Linked DNA regions of Mus musculus: all the other regions are linked to region 1. Evidence: chromatin loops called from intact Hi-C (ENCODE). Cell type or tissue: left cerebral cortex. All regions are shown on one strand. Region 1 overlaps Hecw2 (HECT, C2 and WW domain containing E3 ubiquitin protein ligase 2). Region 2 overlaps Hecw2 (HECT, C2 and WW domain containing E3 ubiquitin protein ligase 2). Region 3 overlaps Hecw2 (HECT, C2 and WW domain containing E3 ubiquitin protein ligase 2). Region 4 overlaps Hecw2 (HECT, C2 and WW domain containing E3 ubiquitin protein ligase 2). Region 5 overlaps Hecw2 (HECT, C2 and WW domain containing E3 ubiquitin protein ligase 2). Region 6 overlaps Hecw2 (HECT, C2 and WW domain containing E3 ubiquitin protein ligase 2). Region 7 overlaps Hecw2 (HECT, C2 and WW domain containing E3 ubiquitin protein ligase 2).

Evidence for each region. A loop is a pair of places that touch in the nucleus more often than their neighbours do. Peaks named below come from ENCODE experiments on the same cell type or tissue, not always from the same donor. Only the 100,000 strongest peaks of a DNase experiment are listed, where the experiment ranks them.
Region 2: it touches region 1 in a loop (6-fold over the local background); 10 of 42 quality-filtered maps call a loop at or near these places.
Region 3: a loop joins it to region 1, with 2.3 times the contacts of the local background. A loop is called at or near these places in 2 of 42 quality-filtered maps.
Region 4: it touches region 1 in a loop (2.1-fold over the local background); 5 of 42 quality-filtered maps call a loop at or near these places.
Region 5: a loop joins it to region 1, with 2.9 times the contacts of the local background. A loop is called at or near these places in 6 of 42 quality-filtered maps.
Region 6: it touches region 1 in a loop (2.6-fold over the local background); 3 of 42 quality-filtered maps call a loop at or near these places.
Region 7: a loop joins it to region 1, with 2.0 times the contacts of the local background. A loop is called at or near these places in 4 of 42 quality-filtered maps.

What each region holds. Positions count from the first base shown.
Region 1 is chr1:54,191,032-54,195,031 of GRCm38, forward strand. It overlaps Hecw2 (HECT, C2 and WW domain containing E3 ubiquitin protein ligase 2), which reads right to left. Exons shown (of 29, transcript NM_001001883.3): 1 at 3,945-4,000. Among named protein-coding and RNA genes, the nearest start is that of Hecw2, 2.0 kb to the right of the region's middle. In left cerebral cortex, no CTCF peak of the experiment used is centred here; DNase peaks (open chromatin) are centred at 1,986, 2,405, 2,555 and 3,265; H3K4me3 peaks cover 2,563 bases; H3K27ac peaks cover 2,134 bases.
Region 2 is chr1:53,907,141-53,911,140 of GRCm38, forward strand. The region is part of intron 13 of Hecw2 (HECT, C2 and WW domain containing E3 ubiquitin protein ligase 2); the gene reads right to left. Among named protein-coding and RNA genes, the nearest start is that of Mir7681, 60 kb to the left of the region's middle. In left cerebral cortex, a CTCF peak has its summit at 2,141 (motif pointing right); a DNase peak (open chromatin) is centred at 2,159.
Region 3 is chr1:53,935,005-53,939,004 of GRCm38, forward strand. Hecw2 (HECT, C2 and WW domain containing E3 ubiquitin protein ligase 2) reads right to left here. Exons shown (of 29, transcript NM_001001883.3): 5 at 2,054-2,129. Among named protein-coding and RNA genes, the nearest start is that of Mir7681, 88 kb to the left of the region's middle. In left cerebral cortex, no CTCF peak of the experiment used is centred here; DNase peaks (open chromatin) are centred at 1,717 and 1,976.
Region 4 is chr1:53,925,307-53,929,306 of GRCm38, forward strand. It overlaps Hecw2 (HECT, C2 and WW domain containing E3 ubiquitin protein ligase 2), which reads right to left. Exons shown (of 29, transcript NM_001001883.3): 8 at 1,759-1,859; 9 at 4-1,377. Among named protein-coding and RNA genes, the nearest start is that of Mir7681, 78 kb to the left of the region's middle. In left cerebral cortex, a CTCF peak has its summit at 2,499 (motif pointing left); a DNase peak (open chromatin) is centred at 2,484.
Region 5 is chr1:54,117,530-54,121,529 of GRCm38, forward strand. All of the region lies in intron 1 of Hecw2 (HECT, C2 and WW domain containing E3 ubiquitin protein ligase 2), which reads right to left. Among named protein-coding and RNA genes, the nearest start is that of Hecw2, 76 kb to the right of the region's middle. In left cerebral cortex, no CTCF peak of the experiment used is centred here; DNase peaks (open chromatin) are centred at 1,211, 2,330 and 2,588; H3K27ac peaks cover 1,325 bases.
Region 6 is chr1:54,063,620-54,067,619 of GRCm38, forward strand. The region is part of intron 1 of Hecw2 (HECT, C2 and WW domain containing E3 ubiquitin protein ligase 2); the gene reads right to left. Among named protein-coding and RNA genes, the nearest start is that of Hecw2, 130 kb to the right of the region's middle. In left cerebral cortex, no CTCF peak of the experiment used is centred here; a DNase peak (open chromatin) is centred at 2,063; H3K27ac peaks cover 902 bases.
Region 7 is chr1:54,127,232-54,131,231 of GRCm38, forward strand. The region is part of intron 1 of Hecw2 (HECT, C2 and WW domain containing E3 ubiquitin protein ligase 2); the gene reads right to left. Among named protein-coding and RNA genes, the nearest start is that of Hecw2, 66 kb to the right of the region's middle. In left cerebral cortex, no CTCF peak of the experiment used is centred here; a DNase peak (open chromatin) is centred at 1,790; H3K27ac peaks cover 965 bases.

The DNA of each region.
Region 1 (4,000 bases):
ACCATAATTAATACCTACTGTCCAGCACTACAAATGAACTGTTACATACATGTTTTTTTAGTAAAGGTCACAGAAGCAGTCACCACAAACTTCATATATACAAAGCCCAAACCCTCATTAGGTTTCCTGTACAATAAAATTCCACAGAATGTATAGATGCACCAAATAGTTTCTTATGTGCGTCCTGTGAAAAGCTGAGACCAAAACCCAACTGGAGACAGGAGAGAGGACAGAAAACAAAAGCTCTCCTATTGCCTTCTTGTCCAAACTACAAGAATGTGGAGTCAAGACTATACAGAAGCATTTGTGTTCTGGATTCTCTGTAAATACCCAAGAACTGTGTCTCACATTAAATGGTGAAGCAGGCACTCATGTGTGTGAGCACCATGTAAACATTCAATTTTCAAGCAAGTTTTGGTGCAACTGTCCTCCCAAATCACAGGTCATCCTAATTTGTGTCAGTCTTAAATAAAGGACAAGAGGTAATTCTTGTTGTCTCAAAGACAGTGATGGGGCTTTAGAACAATGGCAGACACTTTGTGACTTAGCACAGCTTCTCTTGACATATGTAAACAGAGCAAGCTACTTTATCGTCCCTACTATGTCTCTTTCCTTACATATTTTTCAGATTCAAATATTTTCTTACTGTATATTTAAGAAATAAAAGAATTGGGCTGGAGAGATGGCTCAGCCATTAAAGGCTAGGCTCATAACCAAAAATATAAGAAATAAAAGAATTAAATGTCATTGAGCAAGACTCAAAATGTGGTGTCAGCTAGGCATGGTGGTTCACACCTGTAATCCCAGTATTTTGGGGGATAAAGCAAAAGGAACTTGAATTCAAGGATAGCCTAGGCTATATAATGAGACCCTGTCTCAAACAAAGAATGAAAAGAACAGAGAGAAAAAGAAAGTGGAACCTGGGGTCAAGAGAGGGCTGCTGAATATAACCAAGACAGACTCCTTCATTTCAAGAGTGATCACATAATGACACTTTTAAAAGTTTGCAGTGACAAAATGGCACCATCATAGGCAAACCAGAAAGTCTGGTTACCTCTCTAACCTCTCTTTCACATCCTGATACAGTTTCTTGAGCCTTAAGAAGCAACCCTACCCCTGCAATAGCAACTAAACTTCATGCCTAGCAACAAAGTAACTTCAGTGCTAGCCCCTGCCCAATTCTAGCAGAGGTTCCCACCACCTCCTCTATTTCCAAGGAAACTGGCAGCAATTCGCTGCTGAGCACTACAAGCCAGCCAGAGTCCCAAGCCCCAAGCATGTTTTCTTTTAAAGAAGTAATTCATGACAGAAATGACCACCACATGAAGACACAGAAGTCAGACACAGACCTAATAGCAAGGATTTAAAGTATCAGATCATTGCACTGATGACCAAGTACACTCAATACCAGGCAGAGCCAAAAAGTCATCTCTCCTACAAAACACAGTCTCCAAGAAGGAAAGCCATTGTATCTATCCTCAACTACAGTAACAACTTGCTTGGATTTCTTTTTATTTGCTAAGGTCAGTGGTGTAAAAGTCTCAAAAGAGTAAGAATGCATGTTTTCCTCTTTAAGGCACACTGCCCAAGTTCTTCAGAGTTGAGTTTAAGCCTCTTGTACAACTTAATGAAACTCTACTTGATCACTAAGTTTAGTCTTGTGGCTGATAGATATCACTTTACTACAATATTTTCCCTCACATTCATGACAAAAGAAAACAAATTTTTTATCAAGTTGCAATCTAGAGCATGAAATGCCCACTAGCAATAGAAGCAGAAAACCTACAGCTAGATTACCAAATGTTCAAAATAATTTCAAGTTCCTCACTGACATCACAGTGCTTAACAAAGACCTCCTCCCAAGAGGCACCCTGACCTGTGACAGGGCCATAGAAAACCCAATGTCTAGAGCAGGTGAATCACTATGGAAGTAGAGGAACAGCCATAGATGAAAGTTTGGGCACCGTGCTAGAACACCTGCCAAGGAGATATGAAAGAAACAAACTCAGACTGATGCGGATGAAACTGAAGTCCCTGCAGCTGGGAGACATTATGAGTCCGAGGTGCCAAGTATATGCAAGGGCCAATAGAAATGGGACTGTTTTTTTTCCCAAAAAGTGGTAAGATACTTTTGCGTACAAAGGCATCTGTGTTGCTGTGACTGCTTAAACTGTCTTATCATAGCCGATGTAGAAATAAAACAAACAATTCAATGACAAGGTTTTAAACGTTAAAAAGAAAGAAATGGTTTAGGCTGCTGTATAACAAACGTCTCCTTTAAGAGGTCGAAATTATGTCTTTCTCGCCGTTCACCCACTCTGTTCCACCTCCCAATAATAAAGAGTACAATGCCCCTTTCTGCCTGGCTTCTCTTGTCTGCTAGGGACACCATCTGTCCCACACTATATAAACAATCTCTGCAGGAATCTTCTGATGACCAAACAGATTAGCAAGATCCAGGTCTTTACACCATTAATAATATCCCTATCCAATTAGGCCTCTTCTTCTCATAACTCCACACACAAACTTCAGAACTAAGCCTGCTTTGTTTGTAAGTAATGTGAGTAACATTTTAAAGATAACCTCTTGGCACATAAAGCCATCTGTTGGGGGAGGGGAAAGGGAGAGCCAGAGGCTGACTGACTCTCTAGGCAATAGAAGAAATGAGCCCTTCAGGGAATAGGAGAAACAGTAAAAAGAAAATCATATTTACAGGGCAAACAAATACACCGAATTTTTACAATTTCTAATAAAAGACTACTGGTTACTCTATTTTTTTTCCTAAATGACAAAATACCAAAACAAAAAAAAAAAAAAAACTATTCAAGAAAAGGGAAAAATAAGTTTTACACTTTGGCAAAGGCATACATACAAGAACTCCGAGTTTGCATGACTCTAGCAGAGCAAAGCAGAAATCTTATCCACAAAGGCTAAAGGCCGCGGTGAAGTTTGCCTCTTGTCCACCTCTGTCCATACGATCACCGACGCTGTCCTTTTCCAAGTTTATTATTGACCGAACCCTTATAACTCTACTCGTGAGCTCTCTGTGCTGACTCCAAAGACTCCCAACTCTCAAAGAAATAACTGTGCCTGTGACGGTGTTCCTAAAATTAATCATAATAAACGAAAGGCGGCTGAGCACCGCGAACGGAGAAGACCAGGCATAAGGAGCCAGACCTCTGCAGCTGCACGTCCTCCCAAACGTCTACGTCTAAATCTGCAGCCCGGGTTTGCTCCAGGCCCCAAGCTCCAGCAGAGGATGCTCACCACACATTCCAAACAGAAAGCAAACGCAGCCTCCTCCTCTCCCTCGAGTGATGCTCACGCGAGCCCCCAAGTCCCAGTTCCCGGGGATCACCGAATCAGCAGGCGCGTCCGGCGCTGGTGCCCGGCGCTTCAGGGGCAGAATGTCAAATGCATGACCGCACCAGGGCGCAAGGGAGCGAGACAAAGCCACCGCCCGCTACCTGCGGCGCGGGCGCGGGCCGCGAGCCGCGCACTCACCTGGGCAGGCGGGCTGCGGGTGGGGACCCGGTCGAGGCGGGAGCGCGCCCCGCAGTCGCCGCGAGCCGCCAGCGCGCGCCGCGGGGAAGGCGGGCGGCCGCGCGTCACGGAGCCCACCCTGCGCCCCGGGCCGGCGAGCGTCTCAGAGGCGGTCTTCGGCTCGCCTCTGAGCCGGCATGCTCACACGCCGCGACCCTCGGCGCTCCCGAGGCGGCTCCGTGCCGCCGCCCACCCGCGGTTACGCCGCGCGAGCCGCCGATTGTGTCGAGTCAGCGGCGGCGGCGGCGGGGACGCGCGGAGCCATGTCTCCCCGCGCTCGGGGCCCCAGGCGCCCGTTCTGCTCGCTCTCTAGGCGTCGTCCGCAAGCCGCACACCAGCTGCCCGCGTCCCTTCACCGTCACCTCCTCCCCCGCATCGCCACGGGTCCCCGGCCCGCTCACCTCCAGCCGCGCCGCCGCCGCCGCCGCCGCCTTGTCCGCTAGACGCCGGGGCAGCA
Region 2 (4,000 bases), 280 kb before region 1:
TACATAAAATTATGTTGTTATAGCTGCAACGACAAAAACACTTAATCTCGTTTGCCTCAATTTGGTCAACTGTGAGAAGGACTAATAATAAGCCTTCTAATTTTTTCATAACACAGTAAGACTCAAAACCAGTAGAATAAAGATTAAGAAATTGCTTTGAAGAGGTAAAGGCCATTATGAAATATATGATATATGTAATTAAAAGGCTGTATGGGGGATTCTCCCAATCTAGCTATGTTAGAACAGACAAATATAGTAGTAAAACTATTTTCTACTTTCAGCCTTTGAAGCTTGTGGGCTGGCTGCCCACTTTCTATTAACTGAGGGGGTCTCATTACCTGTCATTAACTATGTGCTAAGTTTTGCCTGTGTGAAACTCTGAGGACACACAGACCAGAGCACTCAAAAGCAGGAAGATGGTCCATTAGAGGGAGAATAACAAAAGTCACAAGGGCGAAGAACATGCTAGAACAAACTGGCAGAGGAAGCAAAGAGACACTATGCAAGTGGGTTCCGACTGACCGAGTGGGCCTTAGTGGTGTGGTGTGTGTGTGTGTGTGTGTGTGTGTGTGTGTGTGTGTGTGACTCTGGCAAGGCCCTGCTTTAAGACAAAAGAGGGCTCCTCATTTCCCCTCTGGGGGTTAGTGGTTCTAGTTAGGTAAATGGATCGATTTCTCGCCCAGAACAGTAGGCTAGAACACAGACACATTTCATGACCCAATCTCATGGCTCTGCATGGACAATCTCACTGGGATTCTGAAATGTGGAGTCCACTGAAGTGAACTGAGCAGGCAAACGTTACATGGAGAGCAGCACCTTTAAATGATTTCTGACCAACATAAAGTTTTGGTTTTTCATCATGGGAAGAAACACCCCTTTTAGCCATTTCCTTTGTACTCCAAGATTGCCTTTCCCATCCTCTCACCTTTCCCAGCCTCACGCTTCTGTGATGTCCACTTCCCAGTCAGAAATCAGGACTCCATGGCTGACTGAAGGGCTCCATTAGCAGAATTTTGCTAAAACTAATCCCCTTAGAGTTTAAATGTGTCATCTCTGGCTACTGTGTAAGGCTTTGGAAGTTTGAAACTAAGTTAAAGGGAACGCTTCTTTGGTTGTTTGGCAGCAAAATATGAACCGCTCAGTTCTTAGTATTCAACCACAGTGCAACTGTGGGCAACAATCTGACGCTTGATCAGTTGATGTTGAAGCTCCATGTGGTGGCCAAAGCTCCTGGAGTTCTGGATTTCGCCTAATTCTGCCAGTTTCAAAAATGCCACTAACTCCACCACTCCCAAACAACACCTTCAGCTCAGAAAATTTCCACCAAGCATTGGTGATCTGAATTTAGATTTGGAAGATAACCTCAGTGACTTGCTAGCAAATGCCTGTCATGTTTATAAAGAGCAAGTGTCACTGATGTTGTACATGACTCACTAAGCAAAACTTACTAATAACAAAAGCAAGAAATGCTGGTTCCAGAATAGGCCAGCTAGTAAATGGAAAGAGTCCTGTGTGCTACAGTCTGCATTCATACTATGCTTAATTAATTTGATTTTAGATCTTATAATTTTAAATTGTTTCACCAGGTTTTAAAGTGATTCACAATAACCCGGAGGAGAACTTACATTAGTAGAAACCCCTGTAAACTGGGTAACAGAAGTAACTCTTAATGCCTAAGAGTATGTTTAAGATGATATTTATAAACTTTAAAATAACTTTTCTTTATTAAGAACTAAGAAATTTAGATAAGGAATGCATTTCTTTTTTCTTTTTTTCTTTCTTTCTTTCCTTTTTTCTTTTTCTTTTTTGGTTTTTCGAGACAAGGTTTCTCTGTATAGTCCTGGCTGTCCTGAAACTCACTATGTAGACCAGGCTGGCCTCGAACTCAGAAATCCACCTGCCTCTGCCTCCCAAGTGCTGGGATTAAAGGCGGGCGCCACCACGCCTGGCTAGGAATGCATTTCTAAAGACCATTAAAAATCAGGGTAATAATTTTAGCATGTATGTTGAAAATATCATTCTGCTACATATAATTAAATGTGCTTATGTATAATGTAAGTTAGACAAACACAGGCATCTCAACTCTAAAACATTGGGCAGGAGTAACAAAATCCTGTGTTAATTTGGAGACAATTTTGATCTCTACCAGAAGAGGGCAGTAGAATCTGCGTGAAAGTTACCATAACACAAGGCAAAGCATGGAAACCTCTCAGTTTGCTTCATTGCTATGGAAACCGTATGTCTGTCTATGTTTGTTTCTCGGTACAGATTTTGCAGATTGCTGCTTTATGAGATAGGCTTTCCATGCTGACTTTTCAACACAACTTATTTTTCCAAACTGTTTTAATAAACAAGGAGAGTTTCAAATCTCAACACTTAATTTTGAGTGTTGAATATTTCCAATAACATAGATAAGGCTTTATGGAAACAGCTGTATACCACAAAGAATTCAATCGAAAACTAAGAAAATAAAAAGTAAATTAAAAATTCAGGAAAGTTTACTTTATAATATTTGCTGCTTATTCTCCAAATAAGAAAAACAAAATAACTGTATCTGTAAAAAGATTATGCCTATACATCCATACCTAAGACCTTAACGAAAATTCTAGAAACTTTAACGTGTACCAAATACAAGTCAGAAAATAAGACTTCCTAACCCACAGAATTTAAATTTTATAGACATGCATCTTTTTAACCAGTAATGAACACAGTTTGGGTAGAAGGAAGGAAAAGATAAAGTAAAAGCTAAGCTTTTAGAGAGGAGTATTTTAACTAGAGATGCGCTCTCCAGAGAAAGGAGTTTTAAAATCACACCCGAGTGTGGAACAGAGAAAGCTAGCACCTCATGAAAAGAGAGTGTGCAAGAAAGCCTGAGTTGAGCTGCTGTATGCCAGTGTCCAGGGCTTGCAGGCCTCAGCTTCTTCCAGGCATGCAAGGCTATGTTTACTTAATTACCTGAAGGACCACACAGACTCCTGGGACTCACTGCAGCCCTGTTAGACCAGAGCCTGCAAGTAACCCACAATCTGCATTTATCTGAAAAACAAAAACAAAAACAAACAAACAAACACCTGCCCAGTTAAAAACCACAGCTTTGAACCACAGCTCAGCAACTGGTTAATGATACTGCAGAGACAGGAGCTTGTAGCTGACAACCAAGGCACAGAAGTCAGAAGCCTACTGAGTGATGCCACTAGTAGTCTGAACTCACTGTGGGTTGGAAAGAATTCACACTGCAGGAAGTGGCAAATGAAAACCAGGGCTTGATTCCTTGTTCTGTGACCTGTCCAGACTATGGGCCAACTGTCTGACTACAAACAAGGTATTGCAAAAGCCCTCCCGGCACACAGATCTACATACTGGCCTTGTCTTACAATGTTTATTCACTGCCCCTTTACAGAGAAAGTTTTGTAAGCCAAAGAAACTGATAAAGATGACAGGCTAGCAAAACCTCACATCAAATTGAGCTGTTGCATCAGAAACAGCTCACAGATACAAAGTGAAGAAATGTATTTCCTGGCACAACTAAAAGGGCAATGGCCTCAGTGGCAGGAGTCTGGGGGTCCAACTCTCCTGTTTTACTGCTGTCAACACAAAGCACTCCTGTTCCAATATACTTGTACATTAATAAGGGTGGCAAAAAGCAATAAAATTGCATTACTGTTACTTGTAAAGCATGCACTATAATTCCTCTATATAGACAAATTTACTTTTTAAAAAATGCACAGATACATATACATGAATGCAGACAGCCTCCTCCCCCATACCATAGAATCTCATGTAACTCAGGCTGACCCCTGCTTGCTAGGAAACCAAAGGTGACCTTGAACTTGTGATTCCTTGCTTGCCTCTCTCTCTCCCTGGGCTTAGTTACAGGAATACATCATACTTAGTTCAACTGGGTAGGAACCCAGGGCTCTGGGCAGACCAAGTGAGCACTCAAACAAAATCTCTACTGATATGCACCGGTCCAAGGCGCTTCTTTGCCTAGTCAAAGGGC
Region 3 (4,000 bases), 260 kb before region 1:
AGGATTTTGTCACCAGATTAACGACACGGTGAAGAAGGTGTCAAAGTTAGACTGCTTGATGCTGACTCTCGCCCGTGAGACACTGCACAGATGAATGGATCTTCATCAATGCAGGTGATAAACTGAGGATTTGTAATTGGGCGATGCACCCCCTGAATTCATCTCATCTCTGTTCTTGCTTCTATTTTCCTTTGTTTCGTTGTTCATAAGTAATCCACAACACATAACAAAGCAAAGAAGAACTCCAAGTAACAAAGGCATGCATGCTAAATACCCCAGGTTCAGCCTTATTATAAGATTAAAGGCGTTAATCAAGACACAATTTTGCTGAAACTGTGCAGTTCAATTCTCGGTCCCCTTCCTTATTCTTAGATAGTCAGGTATAGTGCATTTGCAGGCAGCCATTCTAGTAGGTCAATGCTCTCAGACAAATATTGTCACCCACTGTCAGTCTACAATCACTTTAATCGATTTAGAATTGATGTTATAGAATTCTGCTCATCTCCTATGATTTTTACCCATTCCTGCCCACTCAGCAAATGTCTATCTAGTGAAGAAAAACATATCACAGGCAGCCAGCTTCTATCTGCACAGAGGCGGGATACTACCAAAGTATCTAAAGACAGACTCACTGATGTCCTAGAGCTTATTGCTTATTTTGAGGAAGATGTCCTGTGATTTTACTTTCCAGAAAGTAATTATCCTGCAGTGAGTTAACAGCACTCCTTCGAATTCAAAATCAATATGTGACTGCCAAGTTAAAAATGATACACAGCAACCCAACACATCATCCAATAGCTCTAACCTAAGAAATGGAAAGAGTATAGTCAACACTCAAGGGGCTAACTGTTCCCTTTTATCACCAGAGGCTTCGGTGCCTATACCTTCCCTAAAACGTCCCAGGTCTAAAGCACAACATGTCTTCAGGAAGCAATGTTGGTGCTAGGCAAATGCTACCATAAATGAAGGTACTTTAAAGCATCTTGCCCAGATACTTTGAAAAACCAAAGATCCCAAACAAAATATATTTATTGGCCTAATCTGAACCATAAGCCACCCACCAGGTGACAGCTTCTGAAATTCATCAGGAAGGTGAAGGAAGGAAAGAAATGAAGCCTTTGAATGAACAGCCCACAGGAAGTGAAACATCACTAAACAAAAAGACCACACCCAGCGATGGGTGGATGTGCCCAGTCTGGACAGTGACTATTGCGGCTCGGCTGGTGGGTGGAGGTGGATGCTCTCACAGTCTCTCTGTTTAGATATAGAGCCTCATTATTTAAGCAGTGACGAGAAGAGTCTCACTTGAATTTCAGATGTGCTACACCTACAAGAAGTTTCTTTACAGAGTCAGGTAAACTTCAGGCTTTGTATAACTATCACCCAGTTATCCACTCAGATTCAAGCACTGGCTTTCTTAGAACATTCGTGGTTGTATAACCATGTTCCAACTCATTCCTTTTTTTTTTTCCCAACTCATTCTTGATAGTTCAGTGGTTTTCAAAATTTTTTGACAGTGCCTATGTACAAAATAAACTTCACCTTTTTGTGTTGCAGCCCAGTGCACCCAAATATTGATATGTATACTTTTTGTCTCAAAAATATCAGTTTGTGTAAGCTGTGTCTTATCAAGATATTTCCCCTTTGGTAGTAAGCCTCACTTACTTCTATGCTAGTTTCAACTCAGTCAACTTCACAAACCACAAAACAAAACTCAGCCTGAAACTGCGCTGTACCTGGATGGTTTGGGCACAAGCTGGTGGCATGTTTCGTCAAACAGGAAACCATTATCGTTTTACTTGTTAAATTTATCTTTTTAATTTCATGAAAACGCTCACAGTCCTTCCTTCAAGAGAAAACCTGGTAGAAAGAGTACTTTCTAAACATAACAATCATCTAATTTTATCACAGTAAGATATATTTGACTTTCCAGAAGTATGACCAAAAGAACTCAAAATAAGCTAGCGTGCAGACCATATGAGACGTAGAGAATGATGGTGTCCTGCATTGAAGCTGCACACCCTCAGACTGGAGGCCACAGCCAGACACCTACCTGACAATGTGAAGCTGACGAGTTTCCTAGAGTGCAGGCTTCCTGAAGCACCTCCTTCCATGCCTTCGGCCCCCATCTGAGGAGAAAAATGTGTGTGAAATTTCATACTGTTATCTAATGGTCCAGGGACCCTCATCTGTTTGGACTTAACAATGAGTTTTTTTTCTAATGCATTATAATACATGTCTTCAATTTTTCAAATTTTAGAACAGATATGAAAATATTGGTTCCAAAATATAGTTCAAAGGTTCATATTTAATCTTTATCCCATTAAAAATATGAACTTTGAAATCTTTCTTAATATAATCAATCTACTTTACCGTGTGTTCTGTCTTTGAGTATAGTTTTGCATGGTACACATTCCTATAATCAAGTGCTCAGGGGGATGAGACAGCGGAAGAATCATAAGTTTGAGACCAACTCTTTCTGTTCTTTTCTCTTTCCCTCTCTAGTGTGTGTGTGTTTATGTGTGCGTGTGTGCATGTGCGTGCGTGTGCATGTATGTCACTTATGTTGATGGTGGCAGTGTTTCTGTTACATTTGAGACAAGGTCTTGGTCTGTAGTTCAAGCTGGCCTGCTTCATTTGGAGAGACTCCCGACCTTTGAGATGAGATCACTCTTGATCTCACCTCAACCAAATTTCTCAACTGCCATCATCCCCCAATTCCGGGCCATTTTGGCCTGTGTTCAGCCGTAATTTTTCTTATGTTGGTTTGGGAAAGGTCACTGTATCCTCCACCTGCTCTCTACAAAGCCCAAAATTTCATTTAGCCTTGAACCCAAGATCTTCTTCCTTTTTACTCTCAAGTGTTGGGATTATTAGAAAGTGCCACCATGCTTGGTTGGATATACTTGATGCAAAATGAATATATTTATATTACTACTGAAACTAAACATTAAATTCCTTCATATTTAATAAGAAAGCCAGGAGTAAGTACTTGACTTTTGTCAGATTCATTAATATGTGCCAAGTCTTCCTCCCTTACTTCATATCTCTGAGTATTCACATAGGCATCCTACCCGTGTTCAGGCTTCTGCTGTATTGTAGTGTAGGCATTTGGCTATTGGAGCTAGCCGTAACATGACCATGTAATGCTACCGTACAAATCATCTTTTCTTAAAAACTTTTTAATAAATTGAATCTTATATGAAGCCAGTAATTTAAAGACCACAAAGCAAATCTAGATCTTTCTCTCAGTTTCTGTACAATTAGTGCACAATTTATGATTTCTAAGAATAAAGTTCTTCATGGTACTCTGTCAAAAGAAGTGCATAGTACAAGAGACAGAATTGAAACAGAGTCGATTCTGAATATATAGAAAATGAAATCACACACAGAATTTAATTATGAAATTCATATTAAATCCTACCAAGTTTTCTTCCCAAACCAAGCTTATGTGAGCCCTCAGCTTAATCAGGCCTGACCTGAGGCTTCTGTCTCCTACTTGGTAGATTATAAAAATTCTACATCTTTTAGCTAGTGGACACCCCTCTGCTCAGTGTGCCATCACTCTTGACATGACATCAAATTCCTCATCTCTCACCAGGCTCAAGCTGCCATCTGGTCACCTGGGCTGCCTTTGGCAAAAGTTATGTTTAAGTTAGTTTATCAAGAGTTACTGTATCCCCTTGGCCCCTTTAGTAATTTTTCATCCACCGACTCTGCATCTTGGACATAAATCCTCACTTTCCTATCTTATGTCTGAATTGATCCATTTCTATTTGCAGATTTCTCTTCCTCCATGGCACCAATTTCTGGGTAAAATCTGGTTTTATCCATAATTTTCTCATTTGCACCACAGTCCAATGCTGGGTGTCTCTGGTTTGATACTTCTTTGTCTTTGATGTACCCACAGGTAAACCTTATACAGCATCATAGGTGACCATCACTGATACAAGTCAAGATGTAATGCACACTTCTACAGTCTTCCTGTGCCTCCTACACC
Region 4 (4,000 bases), 270 kb before region 1:
TACCTCCAGTGGCGCCCTCCTCCTGGGCAGTGGCCCCTTCGCAGGCACCTTGGGCATCCCCAGCATCCCCATCTTCCTGGGGCTGGCTATCAGTGGCAGCAGCAGCAGGAGCAGCAGCGGCTGCTCCCTCAAGACTCCCCCTCCTCTGCCAGACTTCCCCTAGCTCCCCCTGCTCAGATAAAGCAGCAGCTTCAGCCGCTGACCCTTCCTCTTCCCTGCTGGGCACCTGCACAGCAGGTAAAGAACTAGGAGTGCAGACGGACTCCTGCGACCCCTCTGCGGGGCCACTGCTGGTGGGCTCAGCTGCACAGGCCCCATCTTCTTCCTCCTGAGAAGAAAAGGCGGGGGTTTCTGGAAATCGCGCACTCTCTAGAGATGAGCACCGTGTCTCCACGGAGGACAGCTGTGTAGTCACGCTCTCATTGCATGAGCTGTCTGCGCCTTCCGGGTCACTCTCCCCCTCAGGTCTGGTACTGGCCTCACTCACACTCTCTGTCCTTGCAGGGTCACTGGGTTCTGTCTCAGAGGACACCTGGGAAGGTTCAGATCCCTGGTCCAGGGACTCGGTCTCACTGGCAGCTCTGCGGCTCCCTCCAGATGTGTCAGAAGCTCCTGCATCTGCACCACTTGTGGGCTGATCTACTTCTTGAGAGCTACACAATTCAGTGCTACCCTGGTCTGCACTGGGTTGAGGCTCCAGGTTGGCTTCATTTTCATCAGGGGCTGTACTTGATGGCAAGGAGCCATCTGCAACCTCTGGAAGATTCTCCAGCCTCTCTTCTAAGGATGCAGTTTCATGTATAGAGGCATCCTCATTCTCCACAGGGTTGTCATCCTCTGGTTTGGTCTGAGATGTCAGGCTCCCATCATCAATTCTCGACGCCCTGCTGCACATGATCAAGCCTCCCTCCTCCTCCAAAGAAGATGGGTAGCCCAAGTCTTGCTGAAACTCATGGTCTTCTTCGTCTGAGTCAATATGAAGCATCGCATTGAGTCTTGTGTCAGTGGGAAAACTACTCCTCAGTTTAGGAGAGGCTCCCATGGACCGCTCAGAGGAGGAGGCTGCCCCTGGCCTGGCGGGGCCATTGTGTTCAATAGCATCTAAGTAATCATTGAGGGAATCCTGGCGGCCCCTGGGGGGTGAATTTCTAGAAGAAGTAGAGATCAAGTCCTCCGTGTCGATCTCCAGGGTAGAGCTAGTCCTGAAAGAATGCTTAGGGGTGCCATCAGCAACACTGTCCTCGGACACTGGCCCATTAGCACAGATAGTACTGTCATGATGGCTGCCTGGCATATCCTCCTCATCGGAAGGGCTGCCCAGGTCTCCATTCACAGTGTGGACTCCGAGGATGGTGCCGACAGCCTCTGGAGAAGCATCTGAGTGAGGAAGCAGCACTGGTGAGCATTCAATAGAAGACAGAAAGACCTACTGTCCTGAAACTAACAAGTTTGCTGAGTTCAGTCATCCCAAAGGTGACTCTGACGTGTCACTGGCTGCTAGAACTCACTACTCCTCACTAAATGAGTATCCCGTGTAACATCTGGCACAGGAGGTATAGGTTCGATCTCTGCAGACTACCTTCGTAACGCAAACGTAATTCTTGGAGCCGTTTTTTGCTAACCAGACTCTCCTAAGTGCTTTGGAAGCTGGCAGTCATTGGAAAGCCATTCCATTTCCAGCACTGGACACAGAATGATTCCATTTAAATGCCAACTATCAATGGACAGTGTGTGCTTATGCAGCAAGAGACACCTCACCTTCGTGAGCAGAAGATGTAACTTCCACTTTAAACTGGAGGTACCCACTCACGTGGTCAGCTGGGAGCCGTCTGCCAAGGTTGTAGCTGAGCATTTGGTCCCTGCAGGGGAAGAAACAGCCCTTCATCCCGAGTGTACCTTTGCCTTCTTCCCACAGGCCACCCCAGACCCACAGGCTGTCCCTTGAACATTTCAGAATTTGAAGTAAATACAGGCTGGAGCACAACGTGGCCCAGGGACAAAAAGAAAGTCACCTTATAGGAAACATTAAAGAAGAGAGAACAATATGAGAATATAAAACCAGGTTGATTCCAGACAGCAGCTCCTATTGTGAGTATGTGTGTGTGTGTGTATGTGTGTGTAAGTGTGTGTGCGCACGGGCTGACCTTACCTTCCTCATCTGCAAAATAAGGGACTAGAGATAATGCTCTCATTCCTGGGGAACCTACTGACTCTCAGGTACAAACCTCAGGTGTTCTGCAATGAGGGAGAGTACCGAATCCCATGTCTGGTGCTAGGCTTGATCACAACTGGCCTGCTGCTCATTTTTTGGCCTGCCTTCGTGGTGGTCTTAGGCTGTTGGCTGGCATAAGGATAGGATTATCCAGCTGTTTCAAGTCCATGTCTATTTTCCAGATTCAAATACAAGGAACTCCTATCCTGAGTCAGCTGATTGACAACTAATTACAGACAACCAAAAGGCTAATCAAGTCACACTATTTCTGCTCTCACGCTGCCCTCTACCGGCTCTTCTGGGAAGAGATGCCTCTGCACCACTACTTTATAGAGCCTTTAGTCAGCTTTGCAGCATCAACATATAGAGCTTTGTTTTGTAAACAAATATACATACATATATATGCGTGTGTATATATATATATATATATAAAATTTTATCAATTTGTAATTCATCTGAATTCATAAGTAAGTTCTTGAGACATATCTTTTTATGATGTTGATATTATTGTCCTAGACTGATGCTGTCCAACAGTTTGCTTTCCCACCTGAAGTGTTCACTGAAGAACATGTACACATTCCCGGGGCTCTAGGGATCTGTTCTCTTTACTTCCCTGGCCACCAGGGAGGAAGCACAAACCCTGTTTACTAGAGGAAGATATGAAGGTAAGTAGCTACCATAAGAAGAAGCTACTGGATGGCAGACTGGGGATGAGATACACGTTACCCCACTGAGGAAGCCCCTGTCAGGCATCCTCTGTACTACAAGCTCATCTGACACACAGTCTCCGTGATTCCAGGCTGCTTTGGGTGGTGTTCCTCTTACTGCCATTTTCTACTTGTGGGATACCTGAATGTCATGTTGCCATCAATACTCTTGCTGAACAGGGAGTTCAAACAGGTATTACACGCATATTACATCAGAATATTTGATAGAACTCCATAGCAGCTGCAATTGGTGCAATGACAGGGATGCACCTTTCCTATTCACCGCTGTATTCACACCATTCAGGGAGCCCCTGACATACAGAAGTGCTTGCACACTGGTGAGTATGCCCAGCAGCAAATCCCAAGGCCTAGCCTCTACTTTCTGACACCTAGTCATCTAATAAATCCATCATTTTCTTGTCAAAATAAAATGATTGCGTCTCCATTTTCTGCCAAAAACCACTAGTGATGCTAATGAGGGAAGATTTGCAAAAGCAATGTTTAAGGTAGAGAATGAGTGTTCTATAAGAGTTATAAGGAAAGGACTGTACACATCTGTTTTAGTTACTGTCTCATCTCCAATGCCCAACACAGTGCTTGACATTTAGTAGGCACTTAATGGATACATAATAACTAACTGCCAAACAAGAACCATTACGTGGAATAATTTTAACTGAGAAAAACATCCTCAATTCAACTCTCCCATATCACAGTTCAGAAAAGTGGCCTATGCCTCTTGGATCCTCCATGAAGAGTGTGTTCTGTACGGAGTGTGGGTCCCGGTTCTCCTCCTGAGTTTGTCCAGCCCATCCAGACTCAAGCTGCTTCCTGCTATGATGTATCATTACGAAGAATATGCTATACATTACTACTATTATAAAAAACAAACAACAAAAGACTTTCTCTAGATGCCCGAGGCATTCTCCCACTAATTGGAGAAAATGATAACCATAGGACCGTGACAAGTCTTTTGGAAAGGAAGCTGGCCATGCCATGGAAAATTTTACGGTTAAACAAATGCTTTAAAAAAAGATTAGGAAGTGTAGATTATCCCATAAAGCCCTGCCCTGGACACTATCAC
Region 5 (4,000 bases), 74 kb before region 1:
TGGAAGGAGGAAGAGAACTGGGTAGGAGAGGAGATGGGGAGGAGAACAGAGTGGGAGGAACAGGTTCAAGAGGCAGATGACACAGAAATCGTTGTGTGTGGGGGACATCTCTAGGAAATGGTAGAGACCTGGGATGGGGGAAGTTCCAGGGAGTCTATGGGGGGTGATTCTAGCTGAGATTCCTAGTAGTGGGAGATATGGAACCTAACGTAGACACCTCCTGTGGCCAGGAAGGATCCCCAGTGGAGGGATAAGGACACCAACCAACCATTCAACCTTCAACCCAAAATGTAGTCTGCCTACAAGATGTGCAGGGACAAAGGTGAAGCAGACTCTAAGGGAATGGCCAACCAATCACTGGCCCAACTTGAAACCCATCCCATGGGCAAGAACCAGCCCCTGACACTATTAATGATACTGTTATGCCGGCCGACAGGAGCCAAGTGAGTATATTTTATTCCAAACAACCAATTGCAAATTGCATGTTAACATTACACCTAAGCAAAAAACTCACAATTAGAAAAGAAGGCCCTGAGGAGTGTTCCTCCCACAGGAGAAAGACCTTTATCTTAGTAGGGAAAGTCAACTCACTGTTTCTTGGCCCATCATCAGATGGTTTAAAACAGTCCACTGAAGAGTTTGTACAGACAATCTTCTCCTATGATGCAATCATGCCTTTTTGGTAACAATAAGCCCTGGAAGCCTGCTTTGTTTTTTAAAACTGTCATAGGAAACTCTGTGATAGGCGACTGTGTTGTAGTGTTTGCTTTTGCTATTTCTACAGTTTATGTATGGGGTAAATAACTGGGCCGGTTTATGCAGGTATTTTTACCCCCCTGCAAGGGCTCTGAAAGAATGCGGCTTTCTGAACCATGGAAAGAGGCATACACAGTAGGACTTTACATTTTTCCAGTTCACTCTCTTGACCTACTTTTACCAACTGCCTTTCTACCCCTTCACCACATCAGCACCTGAGAGAAAAGAACCATCATCAACGGGGGCTGCTCGTGCGTGTCCATGCATGTCTAGGCACACTCAAGACAAGCAAACTGAGTATTTCCACCCTGGGCCTCAGCTAAAATATGAGCCACTAAACATTTTCTTCAAGATCACGATTTCAGAGCTGGCAAAAGCAAGCTGCTGGATTCTCCCTGGAACTCATGGGCTGGGAAGGCTGACTTTCAAAGTTCTTGGACTATAAAAAGCTCCAGTGTTCGCAGAGAGTTCTGTGTAGGACGAGGAGGTGGGGGTATAATAAGAAAGAACAGTATTTTGGTCCTTTGGCAGATTTAATTCCTTCATCCCAGCCTCCCACGGAGACTTGTAAGGATGCACAAATCCTGCCAGAATGCCCCCAGCCTTCTGGTCTTGTATCTCTGCCTGCTGCTCTGGCCCTGAAGCCTTCAAAATAAAGGGTGGGCACTCTCCTCCCACCCCCCTTATTACCTTCCTTATTCCTGAAGAGAACTCCATTAATTCCTACAGGATTTTTTCTTCTGAATATTCCACCTTGAACATTCAAAATAACCACAATTACTACCCTGTAATGCATATTTCTAACAAATTCAAGACAAAAATAAATCAGGGAATGCTTAAATAAGCCTCTGGCTCAAATGCATGAAAATAAATAATGGTTTCAATGAGACTGTGGGGTTTTTTTTTCCTTTAATATATGGCATTAATTGTTATACTTCATAATAAAAAGATACTTTCCACCCCTCAAAAATAATAAAAAGCATTTTTGTTTTTATATCTATTTTCCACAAATATGAGTATTATTATAAGTAAACTTTTTAAACAACTATTATTTTTGTATTATATGATCAAAAACCCAAAAGAGCTTCTGGACAAACAATCTTAATTATTGTGCAGCACTGGTTTTAATTAGGAATATGAAACTAATTTAGCCCTGGTAGTTTTCCTCTCCGAGTCCTACCCACAAGTGTTTAGCAGGGATGACTTTAAGGGCTCCTCCCTCCCTCTCTTGGAAGCCTATAGAAATTAGACTTTGTGTTTAATCGATGATGATGATGATGGTGCACAGTAAATAAATTATTCTTGGAATGCTAAATTACTAAACATAAAACCACAAGCATTACAGAGATAATAAATAAACTTAAGAAAACATTAATCAGTATTTTCATCTATGTTTCTGGAATCATTAAAATAGAAATGACTGTGAATGAAGATTGAGCAATGTGTTGCCAGGCAGAGATGCAAATTAATCCACACTCCACCCTTAAGCCCCTGCACTGCTCATGCCATTCACACAGCAAACACCAGAGCCTCCCAGATACCACACTCACATTCTGGGAACAAAGCAGAGCTGGGCCATATTCTGGCTCACGTGGTGCCTTAAACAAGTAAGCGCATACCTGCATGCTAGGCATGACTGAAGAGACAAACAGAACTGAAAGAGTATTTCAGAACAAGGGAGATCCCAAAGGCAATAACTGGATTATTGCAATGTTAGTATCACATTAGAAAACTGTGTGGTCCAAGGCAGGGCTATTAGAGACAGGCAGGCAGGCAGGCAAGGCTGATAATACAAAGAAGTTTCTAGAGAGTCAGAAGAGAACTGGGGGAGGAGGAGTTGAGGAAAGGTAAGGGAAAACGCACCACTCAGAACAAGCGTCAGCTTCAGCTTCCGCGACCATGGCAACAAGGGTTATGACACCCCGAGAGAGGCAACCTGAGGGATTCTCTTTTCAATACTGTCCCTCCCAACGGGAATAAAATACACTCGCAAAATATTTTAATCACAAAGTTTATGAAAACAACTAATGAAACTGTTTGCCAGCCCTGTGTGAGAAGTGGGCACTGTGAAACCTGGAAAACTGCATGATGGAAGAACAACACATAGGAATGGCATCCTGTAGAGCTAAACATTCGGGGTTTTCCTTGTTTGTCTGTCAATCAGTTGTAGAAGAGACTTAGCAGTTAAGAGCACAGGCTGCTCTTTCAGAAGAGCTTGGTTCCTAGCACCCAATCAGACAGCTCACAACCACCTAGACCTCCAACCCCAGCATGAGCTGACTCCACGGGCCCCTGTGGGTACCTGCATGCACGTGCACATACCTCTAACAGACATGCAACATACACATAACTAAAAATGACTTGAAAAATCTAAAAGAAGTAAAACATTTGGACGTTTCTCCTTTCACATGGAATACTCCAGGTTTTTAGGACTGGAGGAAGCATAGAGCAAGCTTGATCCATACTCCTTCGCATTCCTCCTTTAGTATTTCATATTAGTTAGCAAGATACAAAGGATGACTCTTCACAACTAAGCCTATAACCTGGTTTGATTTTTCCAGTGTACCCCTAACAAGAGATTTCAAACCAAGAAAACCACAGCACAATCCACTCCACTATTGCACTTTATTCTCTCCTGAGGAAAAAAATCTGTATACCTTAGGCATGATTGACTTCAAAGAAATGACCCACATGAATTCCTGATGCCCAAGGGGGTCAGAAGAAGTGAGCCGATCCCCAGGAGCTGTAGTTAAAAAGTGGTTCTGAGCCAGTATGTAGGTGCTGGGAATTGAACCCAGGTCCTGTGTGAGAGCATCAAGGGCTTCCAACTACTGAGCTGTCTCTCTAGTCCTAATGATGGTCTGTTTCCTAATCTCCTATATTTTGTATATAAGTTTTGCTGTCTTGAACCACAGATTTACCACAGTCATAGTGGCAATGACAAATATTTTCTAGTGATCTACAGAGAAGTCAGAAACTATTTATTGCATGCTCAGCACATTCCACCTCCCAATTCTCCTTGGTTCCTACTAGTGAGAAAATACTCCCACAATTAGAATACAATGAACACAATGCAAAGCAGTATATAGCTAAACATGTAACTGCAGAAAGAAGCAAACAATGAGAAGCCTCAAGTCTGGCGAGGCCCAGTATAACTGTGAGGGATTTGGACAGACCCAGAAAAGAGAATAACAGTCCAGAGCAGAGGGAGAGAGTGAGTCATGATGACCCACATTAGGTCAAC
Region 6 (4,000 bases), 130 kb before region 1:
AATGGACTCCAAAGAAGAGAGCAATGGGCTTTAAAGGAGTATATTGGAAAACATATATGGTAGATACCCATATACCTTTAATCCTAGCACTCAAAAGACAGAAGCAGGAGGATTGCCTGAAGTTCTAGTGTAGCCTGTGCTATAGTATAAGGTCCTATCTGAAAAACAGAAAAAAAAGAAAAAAATTAGGAATTAAGTTCTAGATTTCAGCTATGGCATAATCTCTCTCAATATCTCTCTCTCTCTCTCTCTCTCTCTCTCTCTCTCTCTCTCTTTCTCTCTCTCTCTCTCCCTTTCTTTCATTTATACTAGATACCAAATAAAAGCTGTCATGAATACATACTACTTACCTACATCCTCTGCCCTATACATAACAGACAGATTGTGAATTAACATACTTGGTATTTACATGCCATTTAGGGAAAATTTTTTGTAGCTCATGGGGTTTAAAACTGACTGACAATTACTTTTCTCCTCTGGTAGAATGCATGGTACCTTCCAGCACTATAAAAGCCAGCACTATGTGTACGCCTCCTAGGTCAGCATCAACTTGATTTCTCCATGCTCTATGACGCATGTATGTGAGCTACAATAATTGGATATGTAGCCTTCTGCCACATATCCAAGAGCATTGGTTAGCAATTGTATAGCAAAGCACTGGCAAGACAAGACATGTCTACTGGCGCAACACTGACACCACCATTATGGGAGTGACCAACCACTTTCTGAATGGATTTAAGGAAGTCCTGCTCCACAGATGAAATTTATGTCTAACACCATTTGGGGACAAGAACCAATGGCTAGAAATATCACAGATCATAGGTGAAAACCACAACTATTCTGCTAACTGAGCACAGGATTAAACCAACTCCTAATGACTTATACCCACAGGCTAATGCATCACTCAATTGTTTTCAGTAGATGATGATCAACACCGAGATCCCCAACTAGCCAAGGTGCAGAAAGACTGCAGAATATTCAACCTTAAATGGAACATGCATACTGTACCCCTTCCTCCACAGGACCATGGGAACCACTGTGGAAAAGGAAGCAGAGGGAGTATAAGAGCTAGAGGATGTGTTTGGCTGTAGGGAAACAGTGTCTTCTAGACCCAGCATGACAGGTGCACATATGACCTCACAGTAGTTATGACAGCCCAACCTGGACCAAATCCCAACATGGACAGTAGATATGGCACAAAGTTCCACCAATACTACAGAAGCTATTTGCCATTGTTAGCTGCTGAGGGAGGAGGGCTGGCTTTCTCTAAGATTGTATCCCCAGACAAACCAGCCATGCTTTAGCAGAAGGCCACATATCCAAGAGCATTGGTAGCAAGCGCTGGCCTTGAAGGAGGGAAAGCAAGACTCAGTGTTCAGTGGAAAGGGAAAGGGGAGACGAATGAGATAAGAATTGGATTGAGGAGGGTAAATATGATCAGAGCATGCTGCAGGTCTCAAAGAACTAAAAACTGTGTTCTTATTGATAGTATGCAAAATTAAAACAAAACAAAACAAACCCAAAAAACTATGAAACTGTTCTCCCAAGTTTCCTATATCAAAGCCAGGTGTAGGCGTGCAAGTAATCCCAGCAATAGGGAGTCTGAGGCAGGAGAATGAAGAATTTAAAGACACGACAGGCAGTGGTGGTGCACATCTTTAATCCCAGCACTTTGGAAGCCGGGGCAGGTGGATTTCTGAGTTTGAGGCCAGCCTTGTCTACAGAGTGAGCTCCAAGACAGCCAGGGCTACACAAAGAAACCCTGTCTTGAAAAAAAAAAAGATTTTAAAGACAGTCTGGGCTACAGCATGTCAAACAACCAATAAATGAATAAGAAGAGAAAAATAAAAAAATAAATCCTTTGAAAACTCAATGCAGGGACAGGATATAGTCTAGGAACTGAGTGCCACTCTCTACTGCAAGTGCAAAATTAACATTCTCCTGCTTAACAAAATCTGCTTCCAGCTATTGATACTCATTTTGGAACAGACAGGACATATTTAGAAAATGGCACACCACCAGAAAATGTGGGTTGGAGTGTAGGATTTTTGCCTAATACAATGTGGCTAGAATGTTTTATAAAGCCAGAAAAGAAATCTGTTTCCCAAACCATTTAGGTTAGAATACAGCCCTCCAATGAAACAACTCGTGAGGGAGAGTAGCATCAGCTCACTATGAATAGCTATTCACAGAACCAGCACTTTCAAACACAGCCTTCTAGGGCCCCATGGTACAGCATTTGAGTAGCATTTTTGAGCCCAAGGCTTGATCCACAGGGTAGGAAACAAACAAACAGAAAAAAACCAAACATCAAATATAACCAGTACGCTAGTGATATTGGTTACTGCCAATTACATTCACAAGTATATTTTTATCAAATGCTTCATGAAGCATCATAAAATTAATTTACCATTGGTGAAAAATAAGTATTTAAATATACCTCTCGATAAAAATGAGATGCCTATTACTAACAATATGCAGAAAATGTATGAAGTGCACATCCACCAGCTACATAAAGTCTGGCAGAGGCAGAAAAAGTGGGCGAATACTACAAATGTCATCAAGTACAAATTAAAGGAAATTGCTGTATTTATTAGACCACTGTACATTTTTTAATGATAGCATGTTTCCAGACTATATTAAAAAGTACTACACACACACACACACACACATCCCTGAAAGGGAAATGCTGTGCAAGCACGGGCAGGTGAATTCAGCTCACCAACCAAAGGCCAGGGAACACGGCAAGCGTTTGTAACCACAGGACTGGAGGGTGGAGACAGGCAGATCCCAGGAGCCCTCTGCCCAGCCTCAAAAGTGAATCTCAGGGTCACTGAGAGACCCTGTCTCAGGGAAGGGAAGAAGGGAGAAAGCAACAGAGGAAGATTCTCAAAGTCCTCTGCCCCCATCATGCACACATGTATACAAACACTTCAAAAATATTCACTTGCCTTTTGTTTCTTTGGTTTTTTTGTTGTTTTAGTTTTTTTTTTTTTTTAAGAAACATTTACTTGTTCGAAAGAACAGTTTCAGGTGAAAATCATAAGCAGAGAAGAGAAGGAAGGAAGATAGGAAAAAAGGGAATGGAGATGAAGAAGATGAGAGGAAGAGGAAGTTTGGAGGCAAAAGGGGAAAAGTGGAAAGAGACTCATGTCACTAAAAGTTCTAGGGCGGGTCTCAGAGCTGAACCAGATTTGCCTCCATGTCCCATCTATGCTTCTCTCTCGATGGTCCTCCCTTCTGACAGCTCTTACCTTGGTGATGGCTGCACATGTGCTAGCAGCTGCAGCTTCCATCTTCCTGACCTTAACTTCCGTGAAAAGATCATCTCTTCCTTAAGAACTGCACAAAGGTGGCCCGGGTGCAAACCCACTGGCTATAACTGGCTCTTGTGGGTTAGTGTTATCTACAAACACATCACCGTACCCAAGAGGACCAAGCACACACCAAGTGGGTCACATGCCCCCTCACTCCTGGCATGGCAGGAAGGGCAGCTTCAAAAGAACAGGTGGGTGCTGCCACAGAAGAGCAGTGCTAGACAGCAGAGATCAACCAATAGTGCGGAGTCTACACATCTTCAATATAAACCCTGCACGTAAGGCTTAGCGAACTCCTCAGAAGAGACTGAAGAGTCTGCTGAGACTGCCTCTCCAAGAAATGACAAGAAAGGTATACCCATTACACCCCAACAATTTGACTGCTTAAACAAGACCTGAACACTGACAAGCTCAGTCGCCCTATTACATCACAAGGGGAAAGCTACTGGAATCCTATCCCTAAACAAAGAACTACAGGAAACTAATTATGGAGAGAGGGAGAGTCAGTCTCTTCCAGGGAAGAGCCTCCTAGTTGGTTATTCCATGCAAAATATTCAGCCTGGAAACTGTATACACACATAAACAACAAAAGCTTAACTCAGTAGGTTGTATACAGCCATTTATGTGATGGTGTGTGTGTGTGTGTGTGTGTGTGTGTGTGTGTGTGTGTGTGTGTGTAACAA
Region 7 (4,000 bases), 64 kb before region 1:
ATCACGTGGAGACTTTCTTTACAACCTCAGGCACCACATGGGAGCTCACGCTCTGTGAAGGCCACTGGAAACCTCAAGGGAACGTCCCTGGAGAGTCCAATCTTAGCCAAGGGTGAATAATTTAAAATAGTATTCTATATTAAAGCAAAAATATTTATTACACACAGGATATATTACATCTGATTGAAATTTTGTAAACTGATGCATTTCAGAGAAACATTAAACCTGCAGGAAAATTTCAACCCTGAACAATGCGAGTCCACTTCGAGAAGTAGTTCAGTATAGGGGAGGGGCTCAACACGCACTGGAAAGTTTCATTAATGGAAAAATTTACACAAAGTACTTTTTCCCTTCTGGTTCTGGCATGACTCTTAACACAGTGGTTCTCAACCTTCCTAATGCTGCCTCCTTGTATGCAGTTCTTCTTGTTGTGGTGACCCCTTACCATAAAATTGCTATTTTGTAACTGTAATTTTGTTACTGCTATGGATCGTAATGTAAACATCTGATATGCAGGATTTCTGATATGTGACCCATGAGAGTGACTTGACTCTAAAGGGATCACAACGCACAGGCTGAGAACCACTGCTCTAACCGTACCAAATCCCTTAGACCAATAACAGCATCTTCAGTACTAACCTCCCACACCATTCCCAGCTCCATGTTACCACGACTGCAGTGATGGACGGGAGTTTTACCAGCAGGGTAGAGCACTTGGTTTCAAATTTCTACCAAGTAGGAAATTGTTGGAAATGACCAGTTTCACTTTGCCTGGTCCACTAATCTTCAGAGTCTACGGGAACCCTAGTCATATGTTATGTGTAACTAACAATCTGAAGGTTGACACTGGTCAACTTTGGTGAGCTTTCCAACTTGTTTGCAGACACAATTTTTCTAAGAACTGCTGCCAATATGGCTGGCGAGTACCTTTGTAAAATATAACAAATGATTATTAAACGATTGTATGAACTATATTAAGTGATTTTTTTATGGCCTGGTTGAAACTGGATAAATAGTCATGTAAATTAATGCTCAAAGACATGACAAGTATCTGGTCTCCTATTTGAGAATTTTAGCATGTTAAAAAAATATGGAAGGAAGGGCCAGAGAGGTGTTTCAGCAGGTGACTGTGCTTGCTATATAAACTAAGTCTGACTCCCAGAACTCACATGGTAAAGAGAGCCCCAGCTCCTGAAAAGCTGTTCCCTAACCTCACACAGACACCATTGTGTGCACACACGGGCACGCACACACACACACACACACACACGTATGATCAGGATTCCTTACACCTTTGTTTACGGAGACTGTAAATAGTTGCTTTACCAGAAGCTACGTTCAATAAATGCAGTCTACATTTCCCAAAACATGTCTTTAATAGACTCGATTCTATAAATGCAGAGATCCTGCCAAACAAGTAATTAACTACTAAGTTAATACTAGTGCCTACATTTTCGGAAATGTAGTGGGTGCAGCCCACAGCTACCAAAAGTTATTAGATTTTTCAAAGTCAGTGCTGAAGGCTTGTTGGCCAAAGCCTTGGGGCTACAACCCCAATATCTCAGAATTAATACCCAGGCTCTAGAACACGATGCTCCCTCAAAATAGGCAACAAAACAAAACATAAAAGAAGGCTTTTCTATTGTACAAGTCCCAGGCATTGTCTGAGCGTCACTGTTCATTGTTCTATCTGCTCTCCGTCAGAGCAGTTACAATTGCGTGATCAGGCCTGGTTCTTTTCCTAATTCCAACACTGTGAGAGATTCCACATCCCTCCAGCTTCCCACCCTCCAGCACTGAGTTCACTATTTAAAAGTTTGACTCAACATCTTAGGCATGCATGAATGGCAGCAGCCAGGCATCCAAGCATTCTGTGGCTTCCTCTCCCTTTTCTGTTTTAGTGAAATACCTCCTAAACTGTCAAGTGATACTTCATTTATCTGATAGGGAGCTGCGGTTACCCAGAAGAAGGGGAAAAAGGAAGTTAACCAATGAGAGTGATTCTGGCCATGCCTCTCTTGCATCATGTCCTCAGAGGCTCAGAAACAAAGGGAAAGAGGGTGGGGGTTCTAACCACACATAGAAACCACAGCATATGGAATCAATGCTCCTGTACTGGATTCAACTGTAGCATTTACATCAGTGGTACACTCTGGTAATTTCTGAGCAGAGCCATCCAGCTCAAAGGACTGGTGGCTATGGTGGCCCATCCCTAGTAATGGCAAAAGTGATTAGAAATGGACCTTTAGGGGACTGTCACAGCACATGCGTGGAAGAAAATAGATAAAATATATGCTAGTGCCTCCCCTCTCGTTTTGACGAATGACTCAATTTTGTTTGGTAACAGAAATTCAAATGCATGGCTAGACATACACTTAAAGACATTTAGTAACACTGACTAGTCAAGGTGCAGTCTGGGCATTCTGTACTCATTGTCTTTGTCACTGTGGACCAGTTGCAACCTATCTGCACCTTTTTTCCTTACATGTTGAACAGGAAATCCTCATCATTCCAAGCTCAAAAGGCCATGAATAATTAACTGGAAAGCATACTGGGGAATATACATAAATAATAACAATTGTTAAAAATATACACCTAGCGCTCAGAGACAGAGAGCGTCGCATCAGTGACCTCTGGACATCAGATCTCAGGGTCTCAGGTCAAGACCACCAATAAACCGCACAAACCAAGTCCCACTCATAGACCTCGTTTCTGCTCAGCCTTTACCAAACTGGACTGACTATTCTGTCTGTGCATTTAAATCTCTCTATGTATTTTAATTTTAATTTAGAGGTTAACATTTTACATTAGAAGTTTTCACATAAAAGTTCAAGACTCTTGGAAAAGAAAAAAAAACAGTTGATTTAAAAATAATAAATTTATACTTACCAATAGCAATACTTGTCTGGATTTGGACGACTTACTCCATCCTTCAGAGGAGCATGTGGACATGCAGTCCCTCTAACCAACGACTAAGCATACTTACTTGCCTAGCTGTCCTGTTCTAAACAAGCTCTAGTTAACTTTGCAACCGTCATGAAATACATTGAGGGACATTTGAAGTTCTTACATTTTACACAAAGTTCTGAAGTTCAGGCCTGTCTACCAGCAGATGGTTAGTTAAAATAGTTAATTCCTGTTTCCTTCATTCTGTGTAGTAGACAAGCGTCCCTACACAGTCCAAGCTGTCATAGTCGGTCTCAGGGAAGTTCCACCAGAGCCGCCTGGTCACCAGCCTTCCACCTTGCCTGCCTTATTCATTCGTGTTATTAAAATCAGAGTCAACTTTCTATATGCCAAACACAGGTCCCTTCTTTCAAGAGTCTTATGTTTACTTTTGGATAAAGCCAACATATAGTGTGGTTTGGAGAACTACCTTTTAATATACTTTAAAATATAGTTAGAGAGACCACAGGTAGGATTAGACTAGATAGATGGTAGCTAAATATAAAACAGGAAGATGGTGGCTATCATACATACATACAAAGGATGGTTGGTAAATAGCTTGAGTGAGGCAGAGAGAGAGTGTGTGTGTGTGTCTATGTGTTAAGAGCTCAAAAATCCCTAACCAGGAGCCAATCCGTTTGAATTGGATGGATTCAGGCTTCTATGCCCAGGCCTGTCAGGCTTCTGTAACCCAGAACTGCCATACCCAACCCTGACTATTGCACAGGAAAGAAACTTCCATACACTCTGAGCTGTTGTCATCTGTACTCTCTTTGCTTCACGCTCATGCTTACCACAATATTCTTTATACTGTTCTTGCATCTGCCAGGAACTCCCAGTCTCCCATCCTTCACATCGCCAGCTTCTGCATCAGTTTCACTTCCAGCAAAAGAATAGCCCTCTCCTCAAGACCATGTTCCAGTCCCCTTGATGACAAGCGAACCTGTCTGGAACTTCAGGCTATCATTTGATGTACCCGGGATTAGTTAGTAAAAGGCATGCCAAAAATAGTTTTTCATTAGTCAAATGGATAATCAAAATAAAAGAGCAATGG